2 separate regions of the Mus musculus genome follow, and region 1 is linked to region 2. Evidence: chromatin contacts called from ENCODE Hi-C data. All regions are on one chromosome and are shown on one strand. Each heading gives the region's core, a stretch centred on a gene start or an enhancer-like site at or near the end of the contact. The rest is flanking DNA. Distances are from core to core; before and after follow the strand shown. Region 1 holds the start of Cstf2t (cleavage stimulation factor, 3' pre-RNA subunit 2, tau). Region 2 holds the start of Pum3 (pumilio RNA-binding family member 3).

Evidence for each region. A loop is a pair of places that touch in the nucleus more often than their neighbours do.
Region 1: a loop to region 2 is called in a map of heart, with 7 times the contacts of the local background. The contact joins the promoter of Cstf2t here to the promoter of Pum3 in region 2. A Hi-C loop is called at or near these places in 2 of 37 maps with a recorded cell type or tissue (gastrocnemius and heart).

What each region holds. Positions count from the first base shown.
Region 1 is chr19:31,079,541-31,085,248 of GRCm38, reverse strand. Cstf2t (cleavage stimulation factor, 3' pre-RNA subunit 2, tau) reads right to left here and starts at 2,408. Exons shown (of 1, transcript NM_031249.2): 1 at 1-2,408. The coding sequence starts at 2,183. The coding sequence ends at 285. All of the region lies in intron 3 of Prkg1 (protein kinase, cGMP-dependent, type I), which reads left to right.
Region 2 is chr19:27,426,458-27,431,406 of GRCm38, reverse strand. Pum3 (pumilio RNA-binding family member 3) reads left to right here and starts at 1,499. Exons shown (of 18, transcript NM_177474.5): 1 at 1,499-1,615; 2 at 4,279-4,370. The coding sequence starts at 4,286. C030016D13Rik (RIKEN cDNA C030016D13 gene) reads right to left here and starts at 1,370. Exons shown (of 1, transcript NR_027987.1): 1 at 1-1,370.

The DNA.
Region 1 (5,708 bases), core at 1,159-3,658, 3.7 Mb before region 2:
ATCTTCCTCATAGCCTTACTTGGTGGATGATGTAGTTATTTTCAGGGTACGTGGTAGAGTAACAGTGACAAAGTGAACAGGCCCACTCCTTCCACTCCATAACCTCCATCAAAAAGCTAAAAGGGAAGCAGAAAGTGACAGGACTAGAAGAAAGATTAAGATCTAGGGAGAAGGAAACCTTAAATGGTTAAAGTGTGCGAACACAGAAGACAGCTTTTTGCACCACTTCATGCCACAGAATAAACTCTGAAGGAGTAACTAAGTGCTTCTTAGTTGAAAACCATTCAAGAAGCCCCAGTGGATTTCTGGATTTGTTCCTTTAAAATCAAAATGCTCTGCCTTTGTTCGGGAGGCAGCATGGCAATCTGATCCGCAGTCAGCTGGAGAACCTGCATGATCAAAGCTGCTTTTTCTTGATCTTGTGGAGTTACCTGGCTTTGCCCAGGGCTAAAACTGCTAGGCTGGCCTCCACCTTGCTTACTGGCTCCTTGCATGCCAGCTCCCTGCATCCCTCCTTGCATGCTAGCTCCCTGCATCCCTGCTTGCATGCCAGCTCCCTGCATCCCTCCTCCTTGCATGCCTGCTCCTTGCATCCCTCCTCCTTGCATACCTGCTCCCTGCATCCCTCCTCCTTGTATACCTGCCCCCTGCATGGTACCTCCAGGATTTCCCACTCCTGCAATATTTGGAACCTGTCTAGGTCCCTGAGGGCCACCTGCCCCCATATTAATAGGGCCAGGACCCTGGATTCCACCAGTCATCGGACCTCTGGAACTAGGGCCAGGGCCCCTCATCTCTAGTCCTCTTGCATCCATGCCTCTGGTTTCCATCGCGCAGGTCTCCATCCTTCTCTCCATTCCTCGTGGCTCCAAGACCTCAGTTTCCATGGGCCGAGTCTCCATCCCTCGAGATTCTCTACCTCCTCTACCATCCATAGGTAGACCTCTCTGATCTATCATGGGACCTCTGGGCTCTCCAATTAGCATTCTGGGATCTGCTGCCAATGGTCCTCCTCTCATATCATGTGAGGCAGGGCCACGGTTGTCATGACCATGATGCATTGGAGGACCCTGATGGGGTGGTCCCATATAGCCCCTGGGCTCTACTTCTCCAGTCACTGAGAGCAAAGTCCCTCCACGTGGGTCATTTGGAGCATCTCCCAGTAGTCCTCGAGGAGGTATGCCACCAGAAGGCATGGGTCCACGAGGCATCGGAGGTCTAGGATCTGATATCTGCATCTGTCCTCGCTCCAGGGGCACTGGACCAACCACTGGCATGCCAACTTGTGGCTGCATTGCTCCTCCTGGAGTTAAGGAACCAGGTCCAGGTCCAGGAACTGCAGCTGGTATTGGCCCCGGAGCTGGAATTCCTCCCTGGATAGAGGTCTGCATCAGAGGTGGAATGTCCTTCACAGGTCTTCTTGGCAGATGCTGAGGCTGAGGGGCAGGAGGATTCTGTTGGTTCAACATGACGTTAGGTCCCGGGCAGAGGCCAGGGGCAGGGCCGGGGCCAGGGCCGCCAGGCCCACTAGGCCCAGGCCCACCAGGGCCAGGCCCAGAGACCGGCTGAGATTTGCCTGGGATCAGTGGTGTGACATGTATCTTACGATGCAAAATTTTCAGTGCAATCTCTGGATCCATGATTCTCATCACCACTTGTGCCTGCAGCAAAGCATACGCCAACTGTGGGTTCTGAAGTAGCATGTTTCGAGCTTCCTGGTGACTGTTCTGGACACACAACTTCATCTGCTTCATGAGCTCAAACATCTGCTCTGGGGGCAAGCTGGCGACTGCTCTAGTAATCGATTCTGGAGCATCTTCTGGGTCGATAGGGTCCCCATAGGGGGAGTCAATGATGGGGGCCGCCGGGCCTAAGCTCTTTAACTCCTCCTTGTTCTTTTCGCTGGCGGCATTGTCCACCCGAAGCGCTCTCCCACTAAACTCTCGCCCATTGAGGTTTCGCATGGCACTGAGCGCAGTCTCCTGGTCTTGGTACTCGCAGAAGCCATAACCCTTGGGCTTCCCAGTCTCTCTATCGTAGACGAGACGGAAACTGACAACTGAACCAACCTCTGAGAAAATGTCCTTTAACTGCTCCTCCGTCGCCTCATACGGAATGTTCCCCACGAACACCGAACGCAGCGATCGATCCATGGCTGGGTCTCTGACCGCCAAACTCGACATGATTGCTGCCGAGAGGACAGCGGAGATTGAATTCGTCTAAGGGTCGTCCTCTGGCGAACCACACTTCCGCTCTGTAACGGAAGCAGATAGCAAGCTCCGGACAGAAACCTTTCTGTTAGGAATCTGTAGTTCCGTTAGGCCGCAGACACTGCTTCCTGAGACCGGACTAATTTATCTAACGCCTTCCGCCCCGGGCCGTGAGCTCGGTTGTCCGCGCCTACTTACTGACAACAGGATTCCGTTCCATGGTCCTATTGGTCGAGTTTTCCCGGCGTCCCGCCCCCGCTTCCTGCGGGCACAGGATGCACTACGACTGACCTCATTAAAAATGGCCGATCGGGCTTCCATGGGGTAACCGGCAGCGTCTGTGTTTCCACACACTCGGGGCTGTTTTCATTGCGTTCCACCGGCGGGAAACCGCAAGCCGGAAGCTGATTTAAGGCTTAATGTGTTTTCACAGCTTTCGTTTAGTGTAGGATAATAGAAATATTTAAAATTATATCCAATATTATGAGGTAAAAATATTGTTATTTATCCCTTAAAATAGCTTAACAACATTAAACATAATTATCGCAAAGATAAAATAGCGCTTCTGTCAGCCGCAGCCCCGCCCCCAAGCTATGGCTTGTTCAAACTGTTACCAAGTCCAGGGTCTTCCCTGGTATCTTCTGTGTGCGCAGGTTGTTGTGTGATCATTTCTCTCTCCCCTTACAAATTTTAATTGACATCAATGCTAAAGTGGAATTAACTAAAAAGTATGACTGCAGAGTCTGGATTAATCGACTAAACTTTTATTGTACACATATAAGTAGTTGTGATTTTATTTATTATTTAGAGACAAGGTCTCTATGTAGTCCTATCCTGGAGCGCAGGCTGACCTCCAGCTCCCAGAATCCTCCGCTGGGCTTAAAGGTGTGCACCACCACCGCCCACTTCTCTTGCCAGTTTTGTACTTTAAATACTGCCATTTTATTTTAAATGACCAAACATAATTTTCACTGTTTTAACTTGGAAAAAAATTCAAAAAATATCATGGTTTATATTTTGTTTTGTTCTTGGTTTTGTTTTTGTTTTTTGAGACAGAGTTTGTCTGTGTAGCCCTGGCTGCCCTAGAACTTAGTCTGTAGATGAGGCTGGCGTTGAACTCAAGAGATCCACCTACCTCTGCCTTCCAAGTGCTGGGCTTAAAGGAGTGGGCCACTACACCCAGATATGTGTTATGTTAATGTAGATGGTATATTTTTACATTCAGTTGTCAATTAATTCAATAAATTAAGTTATCAGGTATACTAAAACAAATTTTGTTATTTTAATACAGGGCCCTTCTACAGCCCAGGTTGGCCTGAAAAATTCACTGTGTATGTAGTTTAAGCTGTCTTCAAATTTGCAATCCTCCTGCTTCTCCCAGTGTATGCTGGGATTAGAGGCAAGCACCACAAGCCTTATCTTTACCTGATGGTCAAAGAAAACACAGTAACCAACAAACAAAGCAACACGTGGGGCCTATGAGATACTTAAAGGTTTTAAAACATTAAATAAAACATTCACCATAAATTAGGCATGGCGGCTCATCTTTAATCCTAGCACTTGGGATACTTCCAGGACATCCCGGAGCTCTTTATGTCTAGTTCCAAGCTGGTGATGGCACACTGAGAGACACTCAACACTTTAACACTTGTGTCTGTTAAATACTATCAGCTTAGTCCCTTGTAGAAATGGTGTTTAAGCCGGGCGGTGGTGGCGCACGCCTTTAATCCCAGCACTCGGGAGGCAGAGGCAGGCGGGTTTCTGAGTTCAAGGCCAGCCTGGTCTACAGAGTGAGTTCCAGGACAGCCAGGGCTACACAGAGAAACCCTGTCTCAAAAAACAAAACAAAACAAAACAAACAAACAAACAAAAAAACCCAAAAGACAAAAAAAAAAAAAAGGAAGGAAGGAAAGAAAGAAGAAAGAAAGAAAGAAAGAAGGAAGAGAAGAAAGAAAGAAAAGAAATGGTGTTTAATATTTACTCTGAATTACTTTGAGCATCTATCAGTCAAATTAAAAACTAACTGCCAGGCTGGTAAGATGGCTCAGTAGGTAAGGAGCACCCGACTGCTCTTCTGAAGGTCCAGAGTTCAAATCCCAGCAACCACATGGTGGCTCACAACCATCCATAATGAGATCTGACTCCATCTTCTGGAGTGTCTGAAGACAGCTACACTTACATATAATAAATAAATAAATCTTAAAAAAAAAAACTAACTGCCTTGACTAAAAATGTACGTGTTTTCAACAAACAAGACTAACCAACAAAACCACCCAAATCTCTGACATATTTGGCAAATGTGGTATTTACAGCAGGGGTGGTCACACAAGTCTGGAAAGCCTAAGACAGGCTCAGGCTCATTTTGAGCTCAAGGATAGCATGGACTATATACTGAGTTGTAGGCAAACCCGGGATATATGTAAAACCTCCCCTCTCCTTTTAGCTATTTTCAGAGATGAAATTCTACACAAAATTGTAAATACTGTAGTCTTTGTGAGTCTGTAAAGTATATTAAAACACTAAATAAAATAAAATTCACCATAAACTGGGTATGGTGGATCACACCTTTAATCTGAGTATTTGAGACACTTCCAGGACAGCTTGGTTTACATATCTAGTTTCAAGCTCGTTGTAGATACTCTGTGAGGCCCTCAAAACATAAATAAATAAGATACACTTTAAAAGAGTTCACTATAGATAAAGCATATCAAATCTAGACATATTCTTAAGATATTTTGAAAAGTTTTACCCTTCTGAGAATTAACTTGAGGACCTCAAGTCTACTACTAAATTATAATCCCCAGGGACATTTTTTATTTGTCTTGGTCTCTTAAGGAATAAGCGAAACACTCCACAAAGTTTTTTTCTAGTCCCTCCCCCTTCCTGTAGCTTAAAAATAATTCAATTTTCCCTTGGATTCAAGTAGTTCGTCATCCGGACCTTTCTGTTGATAGTAAATCTTTTGCCTCTTAGTAGAATTGTGACTTTGCATCTATAAAATCACTCAAGGAAATATGTAGGTCTTTTTATCCCTTGACCATCTGCCTCACATTTCTTATTCCATAAATATCTTTCCAAACACCGACAGTTCAGCAGTGTGAAAACCAATTTGTTAGAACAAATTCTCTGCATGAGTTTTGTGTACTGTTTTATCAGACTCACAAGTAAAAAATATCACCTCAAAAACGAAAGTTTTCCATGCCTCTCATATAAGAAACACAGATTCTGTTTGCTGAAGCCTAAAGGTAATTTAATGAAGTTCGTAATTGGAGAACTATCCCACTTCAAGGGGAGAATCATACAATCAATATGTAGATGATAGGTTAATATGTATAGATGAGGTGTTTTTTTGCTTGTTTATTTGGGTTTCTTTTGTTTTTGTTGTTTTGTTTTGTTCACCTGTGTAGCCTCAGTCCCTGAAGCTTAATCTGTGGAGTTCCGATTATTTCACTATTTGAATGATTTAAAATTTCTTTAGAGTTTGAGTATTAACAAACC
Region 2 (4,949 bases), core at 250-2,749:
TCTAGCAAGGGTGTAAAGGCTAAAACAGCTGTAACTGCCTTTCTAGTGCTTCAAGGCAGGAAATAGCCAGACCCCCCCCCCCACACACACATGTGCCCTTGACTTCCCTAATGGTCATCTTTTAAAGGCTGTAATAGCCATTCCCAGCCCAGGTCTCGCCGTACAAGAAAAAAGTAAAATAAAATCCCAGACCACCCTGGAAAGTAACCCCCCACCCCAGAATCCTGATATATTTCCCCATCCCCCAATTCTGCCCAGTTCTCTGTTGCTTCTCTTCCAAGCAGGGCAACCACCCTCCTTAGCTTTTCCCTCCAAATTAATCCCTTGCCTGAGCTTAGTTGTGCAGCAAGACTTTGTGGTATTCCTTGGCTCCTGACTGCCAGGATACCTTTTGGAGCAGAACTGTCACAGGGAAAATTTTCTATGAGCCAGAGCAAAGCTGTAACACCTGCATCAGGGAAACTTTCCCAGCAGCTGAAGCCTTCCCCTAACAGAGCCGTAACACTTAAAGATGTGTTACCAGCGACACAAGAGACAGTGTCCACAGGGAATTATAGTCTCTAAGCTTATTTGCAAGCTATCTTAACAAACTGACAAGTGTTCTCACAACAAAGACGGAAGAGAATGAAAGGCAGGGGCAGGAGTCAGGTATAAGCCAAGGAACGTCTGAAGCACCAGATGCTGAAGATACATGGGACGTCCACTCACTCCTTGGGGCTTCAAAAAGGGCCCCCTGCTCAACCAACTAACATCTGCATTTCAGAACAGTTAGGCAGTAAGGTTCTGTTGTTTGGCGCGACGTGGGATCCCCTGGAACTGCCGCCATGTAGGTGCTGGGAAATGAACCCAAGTCCTCTCCAAGAGCAGAAAACAGCTTAGCCATCTCTGCAGCCCCCAAGACCAAGTTTGTTTCTATTGCTTCCTCGCTAAAATGGAGTAATACCTTAAATATATATCCTAAAGTGGAACCGTGGGGGAAAAAATGCATGCCCAAGAACGGGCCTACATTAAAAACGCCACACACACATTTATGGAAAGAGCTTTTCACAATATTTGACTGTGCTCCGTTCTTTACACTTATGGTTCCCGAGGGATCTAATTTATCCGGAGATTCGCAGCTAGGGTGGGAAATAAGGGAGACATGGGTGTTGGCAAACACGATTACAACAGAAGAGACTCCGGTACAGCTTTTACCCTCCAGGCTAGACTAACGACGCAAACAGACACTAACGAGCGAGCTGTCCCAACGCTAACCCAGCTTGCAGACTTCGCTGTCTTTTAACTCCTTCAGGACCTGGGTGGCCCTCGCGAGAACCCGCGTCGTTCCCAGAAATCTGCAGGCTCAAGCGTCACTTTCCCAAGCCACGGACTCGTCTTCCACGGGACGGATCCCTTCGAGGGCCAAAACTCATGCAGCCCTCTCAGACGAGAGGTGTGGCGAAAATGGACCAACAGGAACTACGGATTTCGTGTTTCCTAAGCTCCACCCCTTGACCCCAGTACCAGGACGTAACGCTACAATCAGCGGATCCGGGGCGGGGCAGAACGCGGAAGCGGAAGCGGAAGCGGCGGGGGGTGGTGGCGGAACTCTGCGAGTTTCTGCCCCACGTGTGCGGTGAGTGTTGTGGAGAGTTTGGTGCGGGAAGTGTGGGGCGAGTGTCCGCCGGCCGCTCGGGAGCGGGGAGCTCTGCGGGGTGGTGGGCGAGCGGCGTCTTCAGCTCCATCTCCGGGACGGTCTACCTGGCCGCTTCTCTGGCCCGGAGTTGGAGGAACCCTGGCGAGGGCAGGGGTTAAGCCCTCTCTGTTAACTTGATTATTGTAGAGCTAAAGGAACAAGTTTCGCTGTCAAACTCCGGCCTGTGCGAGTCACAGTCAGCCCACTCGTCCCGTGTCAGACGTTGTGCATAGGAGCAGTGCAGGGAAAACTGAAGCGATCCATAAGCCAAGCATGATGGGAGGCAAGAGTATTTTAAACAGAGGCAGTGGGATGTCCCGGAGGTGGAAGTCAGGAGTAAGGCGCGGACTGGACAAAGAGGAAGGTAGAACTGTGGAGCCTTGGTGTCGAGTCTCTTTATTTTTGTGTAGTGGGAAGTATTTTGCTTTGTGTTCCTAGGCATATAAAATAATGAAGGATTATTAGAAAAGATCGGGAGGCTCATGGTAGGTCTTGACTCTCTTAAGGAGATTTTTGATGATTTGCATTGAGTGTTGGTAGTAGAGACAGAGGTATCTTTAAGGAGACTGCAGGATAACTTACTGTTGGGTACACGATGACTACCAAAGAAGTGAACATCAGGAGCCGTGCTCCAGTTTTCTCTCTGCGAAGTGGAGTAGATGGTCCCCGTTGAATACAGCAGGAATAGACAGGGAGAGAAAGATAGTAATTTGTAGTGGAATGCAGAGGATTGTGTCTCAGACATTAAGCATAAGACGCCAGTTATATACATAATCAAGAAGTGTTGAGGACTCAGGTCTGTGTAGGACGTTATCTCAGGGTCCCAAGGCTGCACAGTCTAGAATACCTAATTTGCTTGTCTTGCTCTTGGATTAGCCGTTAATTTGATTGCTTAGTAACTTGGTGAACAGTGCTTTAAGTGACCAGGGTTAACATCATCATGACTGCCGCATAGCTTTGTCACTGTGAGAGCAGCACTTCTTTGCTGTCATGTGCCACCCCTTCCCCTGGCCCAAGCATAACCTCAGTCTAATAATGAAAATCTTAAACTCCCAAAGGGGACATAACCTGGAAAAAAGGACATGAGGTGGCTACATTAACTGTATCTTGGAATAGGAAGAGGACAGGAATGAGAAAATTGATTTCCAAATAAACCCTGTGTTATACTAGTGTTATTTTCATAAGTTTCATTACACTGTCTTATTAAGTTGTCAGTGGGGAAGCTGGGTAATAGATCTATAGGCTCTATATCGTTTTAACTCTAATGTAAGAGGCATAGTTTTAAAATAGAGTATGTAAATAAGGTTTTTCTAGACAGCTACATGTGAGGGCCATTGGCACAATTGCTTAGCATGTGGTAGTACATGAAACCTACATGCAGAAATGCAAATGCGAATGTGATGTCTTACCAGGTAATAAAATGAAAAAGTGAAAAAGAGATGCCCCGCAGGAAGCTGAGCAGGTCCTGTGCTGGAATTATAGATCTGTACCCTGTGTATACACTGCTGGGCATCAAACCCACTGCATTTTCCAGAGTGTTTCCTGGACAAATTTGGTTCTATTAGGTTTAGGAAGTCTTGTGCAATGGATAGTTCATAGTAGCAAATTAGAGAATTTGGAAAATCTTTACTTGCTGGCTATTGCTGTTTGATTTAGTGTTTCTCAATCTCAAATATAACATGGACCCCTGCCCAAGATGTTCCAGCGTCCTAAGGAACATCTTGTTTTGTTTTGAGTTTTGAAACAGTATCTCACGATGTAGCCCAGACTTGCCTCTAATTTATGTTGCCCAGAGTAGCCTTGAACTCAAACAGTGATCCTTCTGCCTTAGTCTAGGTGCTAGGATTACAACTGTGTGTTAACATAGCCAACAAGAAATTAATTCTTGTGGAAGTTTCTAATCTGTAAACATTGTCTAGGAATTCCTACAGGTGACTCTTGAGGTCATTTAGAGATGGGTGAGCATGTAACTTTGGGGACTGTAGTCATGAGCCTGGAGATGCTTGCCTTTTGTCCATATGTGTTCTGCTTCTTGCAGAGCTTGTAAGTTGGTGGGAGGTGAAGGTCACTGGACCCAACAGGTGACATGTTAGACAAATCCTTTGAAATAAAGTATTACATAGCTCTGTGTAACTTAGAGGCCAGCCAGATATTTGGTTACCTCTAAAAGAGTTGGCCAGTAACCTTTCTTTTAGCTTTCTTGTGTGTGTGTGTGTGTGTGTGTGTTTTCATGTTTTCATTAAATTGTAATATGTGCTGAGTGTAGCCTATTTCTGGTCCCTGCTTTGTAAGGTGGATGCCGAGAGATCCACTTACTCATCACCAAGGCTTCCCAGGTTAGAAGCTGCAGACAGTGGTGTTTACTCTTACAGTGGTCTGTATTGAGCCAGCTAGGGTGTGCTTGGGCTGGGATCTTTTTTGACTTTCCTTTTAATGTCTTAGAGGTTAACTATATACGTGGTGGACTTGAGAGCCTCCAGGCCGTGCCTGGTTACTTTATATGGCATCTGAACTCAAGGACTAAACGCTGTAGCAACTACTTAATGACTCTTATTGGATGAGCAAGTCAGTGATTCTTTGTGGTTTTGGCTTTTGTTTTTCAGAAGTACTATGATGGAAGTCAAAGGGAAGAAAAAGTTTACAGGAAAGAGTCCACAGACATCACAAGGAAAGAATAAATTTCATAAGAACAGTGGTAAGATGGCCTTTCCCAAGGTGCTTCCCTTCTGGTGACTACCTAGATTGGGGCAGGGGGTGGGGATTTATGGCAGGTGCCACTCTGTTCATGGGCTAGGATTACAGTAAACGTGGGAGAAAGAGGCCACTGCTACTGTCCACAAGTTGACCTGTTCCTCATGAAACTTCTATGAGATTGCCAGAAGAATCGAGGAATTTTTTTTATTTCTGAAAGCTCCTCTGTGTCAGCAGTGGATGTGGCCTCATGGTGTTCACATTTATTCTCTGAACAATTCATTTTAACATTGGTGAGTTGGAGCTGGCTAATTTTGACAGCTTTTGCCTTCTGAATTTTGAATGGTGATACCTCTGTTATTCCATCAGGTGTCAGTATTGCAGAGTAGAAACATCCAGGCCTATATAGATAACTGTTTCCTAAGCTGTCTTATGTTCCCCTCCTAATGGTCTTAAGTCAGCTATTGTTATTGGCATCCTGTTTGTTAGGTATATGTAAGCTTTTTGACCAAAAATTTTAACCAAATAATTTTATTATAGGCTTTAATTTATTTTTTTTTTTTTACAGAATTAGACCTTTTCA